Linked DNA regions of Homo sapiens: region 1 is linked to region 2. The links are chromatin contacts, found by Hi-C or POLR2A ChIA-PET in ENCODE. All regions are on one chromosome and are shown on one strand. Each heading gives the region's core, a stretch centred on a gene start or an enhancer-like site at or near the end of the contact. The rest is flanking DNA. Distances are from core to core; before and after follow the strand shown.

Region 1 (4,693 bases), core at 88-2,587, 360 kb before region 2:
GAACTCAGGAGTTCGAGGCTGCAGTAAGTGATGACTGTACCACAGCACTCCAGCCGGGGCAATAGAATGAAACCCTAACCCAAAAACAAATAAATAAAATAAAACAAAATTTTTCAAGCAAAGATTCTAATTCAAAGAAAAATATTTTGACACATGGAGAATGACTCTTTCTTGAGATGAATATCATTTTATATAAGCTGTGTACAATAAACATTTCTATAATGAAGAAAAAGAAATACTAGGCCAATATTAGCACATCAAATCTTTTATATTCCTTTAGTAACTACCAAAGCCCACTGTTTTGGGGTGAAGGCTATATTTATCAGGATAAGCTAGGTTATGATTATCTAATCACCCCCCTAATCTTCGTGGCATAAAATATGTTACATGTCCATAAGCAGGTCAACTGAGGGGGTGGGATCCTGTCTATGCTGTCCTTACTCAGGAACTTAGGCTAAGGGAGGCTATCTGGGCTTCTACAGTTTTTGCAGCAGGATAAAGGTAAAATAGCAAATTATGTACATGTACTAGCTCTTAAAGCTTCATATCACTTCTGGTCTCATTTCACTGACAAAACAATCACGTGACCATATCTAACTTCAATGGAGGAAGGGATATATAGTACTACCAGGTACTCAGAAAGGGAACTGAAAATATTTGGTGAACAACAGTATAGACTGCCACAGTGTTTTACCAAGCCAAGTGATTTTTAAACATGCAGGCATTGCTCCTTTTATTAGAGAAAAATGAAAACAAACTTACTCAAATCAAAGTGGAACTATTTAGATTACTGAAAGAAAATACTTATAATGCTATATCTTATTGTTTTGGCCATCCAAGGAGTTAAGTGTAAAAACTCCTAGTATATATCACATAGACATAATACCCTAGGCTGTTTTTCACTCCAGCTTATTATAGGTATGTAGAGATTGACTAAAGGCAAGGGAAAAAGGCTCAATGTGAAGATGATGAGGATGAAGGTCTTTATGATTCACTTCCACCTAATGAATAGTAAATAGTATATTTTCTTTTCCTTATGATTTTCTCAATAACACTTTCTTTTCTCTAGTTTACAATTTTAAGAATGCAACATATAATACATATATCACACAAAAGATGTGTTAATTGACTGTATATGTTATTGGCAAGGCTTCCAGTCAACAGTAGGCTAATAGTAGTTAAGTTTTGGGTGAGTCAAAAGTTATATGAAATTTTTCAACTGCATAGCAGGGTGGTGTCTCTAACCCCCATGTTGTTCAAGGGTCAACTGTACAATTTTGGTGTCATTAGGGAGAGTCACTGTCATTAGTCACAGTCATTAGTACATAAAGGCAAAGGCTTTATGTACTATTTTCTATGACTCAATCAGAATGAGTCACCACATTTGCTAATAAATGTAGCTAGCAAACCAGGCTTAAGTTTATAGAATTGTAATAGGATTGCTAGGCCTAGGTTGAGATCCAGGCCGAGGAGTCGACCAAAAATCATACATATATTTCTAATGAAAATACAGTTAAGCATTTGACTGAGACAGTATTAGTAGACTGTCTACTAATTAAATCTAGTAATTTAATTCTACCTTTTTGTGGCACTTTTTTTTTTTTTTTTTTTTTTAGACGGAGTTTCACTCTTGTTGCCCAGGCTGGAGTGCAATGGTGCAATCTCGGCTCACCGCAACCTCCGCCTCCCAGGTTCAAGCTCTTCTCCTGCCTCAACCTCCCGAGTAGCTGGGATTACAGTTGGAATTACACACCTGGCTAATTTTGTATTTTTGGTAGAGATGGTGTTTTTCCATGTTGGTCAGGCTGGTCTTGAACTTCCGACCTCAGGTGATCCGCCCACCTCGGCCTCCCAAAGTGCTGGGATTACAGGCATGAGCCACTGCGTCCAGCCTTGTGGCACATATCATATCATACCTCATATGACATAATATGATACATTGTATTTAATAAAACTTATGCTTATTTGTTGTAGAGAACTCTACTAGGAGTTGTAAGGAAATCAAAGATAAACACAAACTCTGCCCTCAAGGAACTTGCCATTTAATACAGACTTTAGATACTAAATATAAATTTATGCACAGGCTTATTAGTAGACTGGACATGGCTGAGGAAAGAATCTCTAAGCATGAGGATATATCAATAGAAACATCCAAAACTGAAAAGCAAGCAGAACAAACAAAAATAACCCAGAAAAGAATATCCAAAGACTACAGGACAACTACGAAAGGCGTAACGTGTAATGGGAATACCAAAAGGAGAAAAGAGAAAGAAATAGAAAATCAGAAACAATAATGACTGAGAATTTCCCCAAATTAATATACCAAACCAAAGATCCAGGAAGCTCAGAGAATACTGAGAATACCAAGCAGCATAAATGCCAAAAAAAAAAACCCTAAAAGAAAAAAAATCCCAACCCCCAAAACTACACTGAGGCATATAATTTTCAAACTGCAGAAAAACAAAGAAAAAGAAAAAATCCTAAAGAAGCCAGAAGGAAAAAACACCTTATGTACAGAGGAACAAAAATAAGCATTACATCTGGCTTCTCCTCAGAAACCATACAAGCAAGAGAATGGAGTGAAATATTAAAGTGTTGAGAGGAAAAAAAAAGAACCCAAACTACCAACCTAGAATTCTATAACCTGCAAAACTATCATTCAAAAGTGAAGGTGAAATAAAGCTTTCTCACATACATGAAAAAATTGAGGAAAAATGTTGCCAGTAGACCAGCATTGCAAAAAATGTTTAAAGAAGTTCCTTAGAGAGAAAAGAAAACAATATAGGTCACAAATTGGACCTTCTTAAGAAAACAAAGAGTATAAAAGGAATAAGTGAAAATAAAACCACCTTTTATTTTTCTTCTTAATTGATTTAATATTGAAGTAATAACAACAATGTATTTAATTATGTATGCTTATGTATATATGCTTATGTCTATATGATATATATGCTTATGTATACTTATATATAAGGGAAATGAATAATAATGATACAAATGACAAGGTGGAAGAATTAAGATTATTTTATTATAAGGTACTCATACTATCTACGAAGTTGTATAGTGTTATGTGAAAGTGGACTTACATTAGTTATACATTTAAAAAACTGCAAATTCTAGGGAAACCACTAAATTTTTTAAAAAATAAGTATAACTGATATGCTAAGAAAGGAGAGAAAATGGAATCATATAAGTCATTCAATTACAATCACGAAAGGTTATAAACAGTGGAAGACAAAAATAAGGACACAGAACAAAGGCAACAAATAGAAAACAGTTAACAAATATGGTTAGAAACCCAACTATGTCAATAATCACTTCGAACGTCAATAGTCTAAATACCCCAATTAAAAGAGATTGTCAGTGTAGATCAGAAAACAAAACCCAACTATATATCATCTACCAGAAACTCACTTTAAATATAAAGGCACATAAAGATTAATAGTAAATGGATGGAAACAATATACTATGCCAACACTAATCAAAAGAAAGCAGGCATAGCTATATTAATTTCAGACAGAGCAGATATTACAGCAAGAAAACTTAACAAGGATAAAGAATGGCATTATATAATGATAAATGGGTCAATTTTCCAAGAATACAGCCTTAATGTGTATGTGCTTAATAACAGAGTGTCAAGAGACATGAGGCAAAACTGGTAAGAGTTGCTAGGAGAAACAGATAAATCTATATAGTTGAAGACTACACACCTATCTATCAGAAATGGACAGATCTAGCAGGCAGAAAATCAGTGAGGACATAGTTGAACTCCAAAACACCATTTAATCAACTGGATATAATTGACATCTATAGACTACTTTATCCAACAACAGCAGAATAGAGATTCCTCAAGCTCATATGGAACATTCACCAAGACAGATCAAATTCTGGGCATAAAACACATATTAATAAATTTAAAAGAATAGAGATCATACAATGTCTTCTTTTAGATCATAATGGAATTAAACTAGAAATCAGTAATAGAAAGATGACTAGAAAATCCCAAAATATGTGGGGATTAAACAACATACTTCTGAACAACACATGGATCAAAGAAGAAATCTCAAGAGAAATTAAAAAACACTTTGAACTGAATGAAATAAAAATGAAAACATAGCATCTAAATTTTGTGGTATGCAGTAAAAACAGTGCTTAGAGGAAAATTTATAGCATTGAATGCATATACTAGAAAAGAAGAAAGATCTAAACCCAATACTAAGTGTCTATCTTAGAAAACTAGAAAAAAAAGAGCAAATTAAATCCAAAGCAAACACAAGAAATAAAAATTAGTGCAGAATCGATTAAATTGAAAACAATAAATCAATAGATAAAAGCAATAAAATCAAAAGCTGGTTCCTTATGAAGATCAATAAAATTTGTAAGTCTGTAGCCAGACTAAGAAAAAAATAGAGATGACCCAAATGACTTATATTAGAAATAAAAGAGGGGTCATCACAACAGGTTCTATGGACCTTAAAATGGTAAAAAGGGATTTGATAATCTAGGTGAAACAGATCAATTCCTTGAAAGACACGATCTGCCAAACTTATACAGGAAGAAATAGACAATATGAATAGGGCTATATCTATTAAAGAAATTGAGTCAATAATTAATAACCTTACAAAACAGAAGCACCAGGCCCAGATGGGTTCCTCTGGTGAATTCCATGAAACATTAAAGGAAGAAATGATAC
Region 2 (5,184 bases), core at 2,352-4,851:
GAATGAATACAAATTACTGCAAAAAAATAAATATTCAGTCAGGCGCAATCGCTCATGTCTGTAATCCCAGCACTTTGAGAAGCCAAGGCAGGAGGATTGCTTGAAGCCAGGAGTTAGAGACATGCCTGGCCAACAAAGCAAGACCCCGTCTCTGTAAAAAACAAACAAACAAACAAGAAAACCTAGCGAGGTGCCGTGGCATGCATCTGTAATCCCAGCTACCTGGGAGGGTGAAGCGGGAGGATCACTTGAGCTCAGGAGTTCAAGGTTGCAGTGAGCTATGATCACATCACTGCACTCTAGCCTGGGCAATAGAATGAGACCCAATAAATAAATAAATAATCTTAAGCTCAACAATAATCATACAAATGCATGATAATAAAGGAGGTGGTAGGAAAGTACTCAGTGAGCCCAACATATTCATTTTGGTTTGTGCTTGACCTTTGTGGTTGAGAGAGGTGCTCCTTCTAATTTTTGCTTTGAAAACATTTATTCCCTGATTTAACCCACCACCACAATGACTGCTGTCACTCACTGGCTCACCAAAAATTGAGTTAGTAAGTCACTTATTGTTTTTATTTCTCTTTCTTTAATGTACGTATAGTTCACATTTATTTCAATCTTTAATATTAGAAGTGTTTGGGGGTCCTTAGTTAGAAGTTTGGTGAGGTTTGTGACCAGAAATGTGCCTTAGGAGGTTAACTCTTGTTTGTATCAATTAGCCTACAGTAAAATTGATTTTGTTATATATCATTTTGCTTAAAGTTGCAGTTTCCAAGAACCTGCCAATGATGGTAAGTGAGGACTTACTGTACAATTGGTTAAGAATTCAGGCTCTAGAATAAGATTGCCTGGCTTCAAATCCAAGATCTGCAACATCCTGTTACTGTGATCTTAGACAACTTGCAAATTCGAGCCTCAGTTTTCTCATCTGCAAAATGGAGATTATATTGGTGCCTATCTCATAGGCTTGTTGTGAGGATTCAATGAGAAAAGGTAAGTAAAGCATTTAGAATGGTGCCTTGAATGTAGCAAATATTCAATAAGTCTTGGCTGTTATTAATTTTTTTGTTTGTTTGTTTGTTTTTTGAGGCGGGGTCTTGCTCTGTAGCCCAGGCTGGAATGCAGTGATGCCATCATGTCTCACTGCAGCCTTGACCTTCTGGGCTCAAATGATCCTCCTGCTTCAGTCTCCTGAGTAGCTGGGACTACAGGCATGCACCACCATGCCCTGCTAATTTTTTTTTAGTTTTTTGTAAAGACAGGGTCTCCCTATGTTGCCCAGGCTGGTCTCAAATTCCTGGGCTCAATCTGTCCTCCCACTCAGTCTCCCAAAGTGCTGAGATTACAGGCTTGAGCCACCATGCCCAGCATACTGTTATTACTTCTAAAGTCAGATACTGTAGCATTTATCCCCATATGGTTATTTACTCATTATTTATAAAATCAATGTGTCTTAAACCAAAATTCTTAACATTAACCCAAAGGTGAATATTAAATCTATTACACTAAGCACCTTGCATAAAAATTACACCACCTTGGTTGCTGGTCACTTGGAGCTTTTGGAAAATGAGGTCATTCTATTTCTACCCAAGCACTCAGGGAATTATATTCCCTTGAGGAAGGAGGTCTGAATCAAACAGGACACCTCAAGGTTCCTGAAGCCGTCATGACTGAGGTAACGTCTTCTTTATATAAACTGGCAGGTTTATATATTTCTTTATATAAACATGACTGTTAAAAGCAAGTAAACATCAAGATAACTGTTTTAACTTGTTTTCCAGTAATTTAAGAGGACTGGGCCCTCGGTTCTTCCAGTGTCGCAGACACCTGCAATCTCACGCATCCTGCCCCAGGACAGGGATAAGTTCTGCAGGTGCTTTCCTTTTCCAGAGTTACAGAAGCCAGGCCTTAGTTCAAGTTTCACAAGCTTGGGATTTAAAAGTCAAGTTTTGATAATAGAAGTAGTGCCTCTAGATGCTTAGTTTGTTTGGTCTGGGGAGAGAAAGAAACAGAATAGAATTGTATAACAGCGTTGGATTTGTTTCCAAGGACACAATGTAAGAGGGAACTGAGGTGACTTAAGAGAAGTTTCAGAGTAGGAGGAAAAGCTGGAACAGGCATATTTATAGCACCAACCTGCCATATATATATATATATATATATATATATATATATATATATATATATATATATGTAAATAAATAAATGTGCATCCTACTCTTATTACTGCTTGTCTTCCTTATTGGCCTCCTTCCTCTTGTAGGTTTAGACAGACACCGACACAGTATTTCCGTCTTCACAAAGAAAGGCTGGCATCTAGGGAAATGACCTTGATAGACAACTATAAACACAATATTAATCAGAGCAATTTGCTCTTCATTGTGCCCCCTTCCCAATATCCCAAAGCAACCCCAGAAGAGAGGCCAAAAAAAAAAAAAAAAGAAAGAAAAAGCACAATCGCTGGCCATCTAATGAGTGTGCAAATAAAGGTAAAATATTCCAACATGGTCCGAAAATGACCCAAGTCCTGCCTCCAAAGAAAGAGATTTTTAAAGATCAGCTAAATCCTAACAGATTTTATGGCAGCACCTCTGTGCCAAATGGTTTCTGTCTTGGTATCATAGAACAAGGTGTTAAGGAAGATAAAGTCGGGGATTTAATCCACATATAACTAGACACCTTTACTCTTTGTAAATAGTGACACAACCTTTACTCCTAGGACAGCTGTCTTGCAAAGAGCTGTGCTCCAGAGAGTCTGGGGCAGAAAGGGAAAATGAAAAATGAGTACCAGCCTATTGTCAGTAATGGGAAAAGAAAGTACCAACTCACAATCACAGCCTACTGGCAATAAGAGTGGCACATTACATTACTTTGTCCTATACTCTCATTGGACCTGAGCATTATTTTTCAGGTCAACTGAATACTTGATTTCAAAAAGACCAGTATTCTAAATGTTGCCCAAATAAATGTCCTCAAATAGATGTTCCTGCCAGTGTAAAAAATATTTTCTGCTTGAAGGTTGAACACGGAAATGGGAGCCCCTTGTTGCTGCTTGCATAAGAGCCTCTGTGGACAATTTAGCTGCTGTTTTACAAGTCAAAGCTGGCCTTTCACAGGCAGCATTGGTGCCTCCATGTGAGACTGGAAAATTGAGCTGCTCTTTCTCTGCCTCTAGTGACCTGCTGAGTAATAAAGGTTTGTGGAGTTGCTTTGTTTCTTTCTCTTTTTTGTTGTTTTAAAATCAGAGCTAAGCTGACAGTCTTCATGAGGATGGTGGGGAGGGCAAGGGCAAGTTAAAATCCACCTCCAGCTCCCCGGGGAAGGAAGAAGCGGAGAGGCTCATTCCTGTCAGCAGGTGTGAGTCAGACACACAGGGAGCAGCAAAATTGAGTAAGAAGGTGCCATTTTGTCGTCAATGTTCCCACCACCACCGCACAGAAATAAATAGTTTGAGAAAATGATCCCGCATGAAAGAAAGATCTGGTTAGGAGTCAGACAGAATAGAAAGTCCCCATGGAATGCTGCTTCATTACGCAATCCTTCCTTTCACCGAGGGATTCCAACTTTTGGTGGAACCAATTTGACAAGCAAGGGCTGACAGCCTGGGAACCAGAAAAGCTGGCCTCCAAAGTGATTAGTCACTTTGAAGCTCAGTCCTACCATTGTATTGTTAGTTGGTATAAGAAGAACTCGGTTAGCCTCAAGTCTCAGTTTTTAAATCTGGAAACTGGGATCAGTAATCTTTACCAACAGATGAATGTTTCTAAGTAATGCTTGGGTTGGAGACACCATCATTCCCCTTTTTAACTATTCCCCCAAATCTTCCTGGAGACACTGTTTTTCTCTTCCTGTGTATTTTACACTGAAGGTTTGCCTCTCCCACTCTGCTCACTGCTGGAGGGATGGTGAATGGCTTGATGTTTAGATAGCCCACACTAGGTTAGCTTCAAAGGAACCTAAATACACTCAGGACAGAATTGTCCCATAAATGGCTATGAATATTACCAATGTCATAATGGAAGAGACTGGAAATTAATCTGGCAGCTTTCTTCTATTATTCATCATTTTTGTATGCTTCAGCTTTAACTGTTTAGTAAGTTATGCATAGTTCATTTGGAAGATATTTTGAAAGGAGGACCTAAAGTATAGTTAATCCCAGAGAGTGGGAGGTTTATCTATAATTCCTTTCACTTGTTTCATTACAAAGTCCAGAATTTTAAACACAGAACTCCACCAACTATTATTTTACAATTTAGCAGCTCTCCATTGAATATATATTTTTGGACCCCTACTCCAGACTTACTAAAGAAGAATCTTTTGGGATCTTGGGCAAGTATAATTGTGAAAGCGTCCCACATGATTCTGATCAACACACTTGGATAAGAACCATAGATAAGTTACTTGGATCAAATGCACCCCAAGTGACCCTGGTGCACCCTTCCCTTTCTCCACTGATGCTTTTTCCTTCCTCTCGGTTGCTCAGGCCAAAAGCTTTGCAGTTGTCCTTGATTTAACTCTTATTCTCGCATTCCACATCTAATCTATCAGCAAATCTTGCTGGCTCTACTTTCAAAATATATCCTGAAAAAAATATATATGTTTATATACCTAGGATTAATCACTTTTGCTGATACACTATCCCAGTCTATTTTCTACAAGGCAGCCAGTATGGTTCTGTAAAAATTTAAATGAGATCCCTTCATTGCTTTGCTCAAAAAATCTCCCATGATTCCCTCTTTTGCTCAGAGTCAAAGGCAAAGTCCTTACCATGGCACACGGGGCTCTGCTGAGCTGGAGTCTGTCACCTCTCTCCACTCTCCTCCTATGCTCTCCTACTCCAACCATAGCAGCCTCCTTGTTGCTCTAAGCACATTTTCATCTCAAGTCCTCTGCATTGGCTCTTCTCTCGTTTGGAAAAGTTTCTTCTCCACAGATGTCTACATGGCGAACTCCATCACTTCACTCATTCATTCGTTCGTTCGTTTATTAGAAACAGGCTCTTGCTATGTTACCCAGACTGGTCTTGAACTCCCGGCCTCAAGTGATCCTCCCACTTCTGTCTCCTGAGTTGCTGCAATTACAGGTGCAAGCCACTGCACCCAGCTTTCCATCACTTCCATCAAGTCTTTTTCAACTGTCACCTCAATGACCACCTCATGGTTACCCTGACCACCCTAACTG

The links. Hi-C counts contacts between places; a loop is a spot of excess contacts on that map. ChIA-PET counts read pairs that join two places held with the same protein, here RNA polymerase II (POLR2A). Pooled maps may share reads with other maps.
Region 1: a map with no recorded cell type shows a loop between it and region 2 (2.2-fold over the local background). The contact joins two enhancer-like sites. A Hi-C loop is called at or near these places in 1 of 37 single-sample maps with no recorded cell type and 2 of 50 pooled maps. POLR2A ChIA-PET finds 5 or more read pairs at or near these places in 2 of 52 experiments (A673 and Panc1).

The regions. Positions count from the first base shown.
Region 1 is chr1:178,414,680-178,419,372 of GRCh38, reverse strand. The region is part of intron 4 of RASAL2 (RAS protein activator like 2); the gene reads right to left. Among named protein-coding and RNA genes, the nearest start is that of CLEC20A, 80 kb to the left of the region's middle. RefSeq lists an enhancer at 710-1,909. Within about 2 kb of position 1,337, at least 2 of the 41 ENCODE cell types and tissues checked have a DNase peak (open chromatin) inside an H3K27ac peak, as active enhancers do.
Region 2 is chr1:178,059,373-178,064,556 of GRCh38, reverse strand. No RefSeq gene overlaps it. Among named protein-coding and RNA genes, the nearest start is that of CRYZL2P-SEC16B, 24 kb to the right of the region's middle. Within about 2 kb of position 3,601, at least 3 of the 41 ENCODE cell types and tissues checked have a DNase peak (open chromatin) inside an H3K27ac peak, as active enhancers do.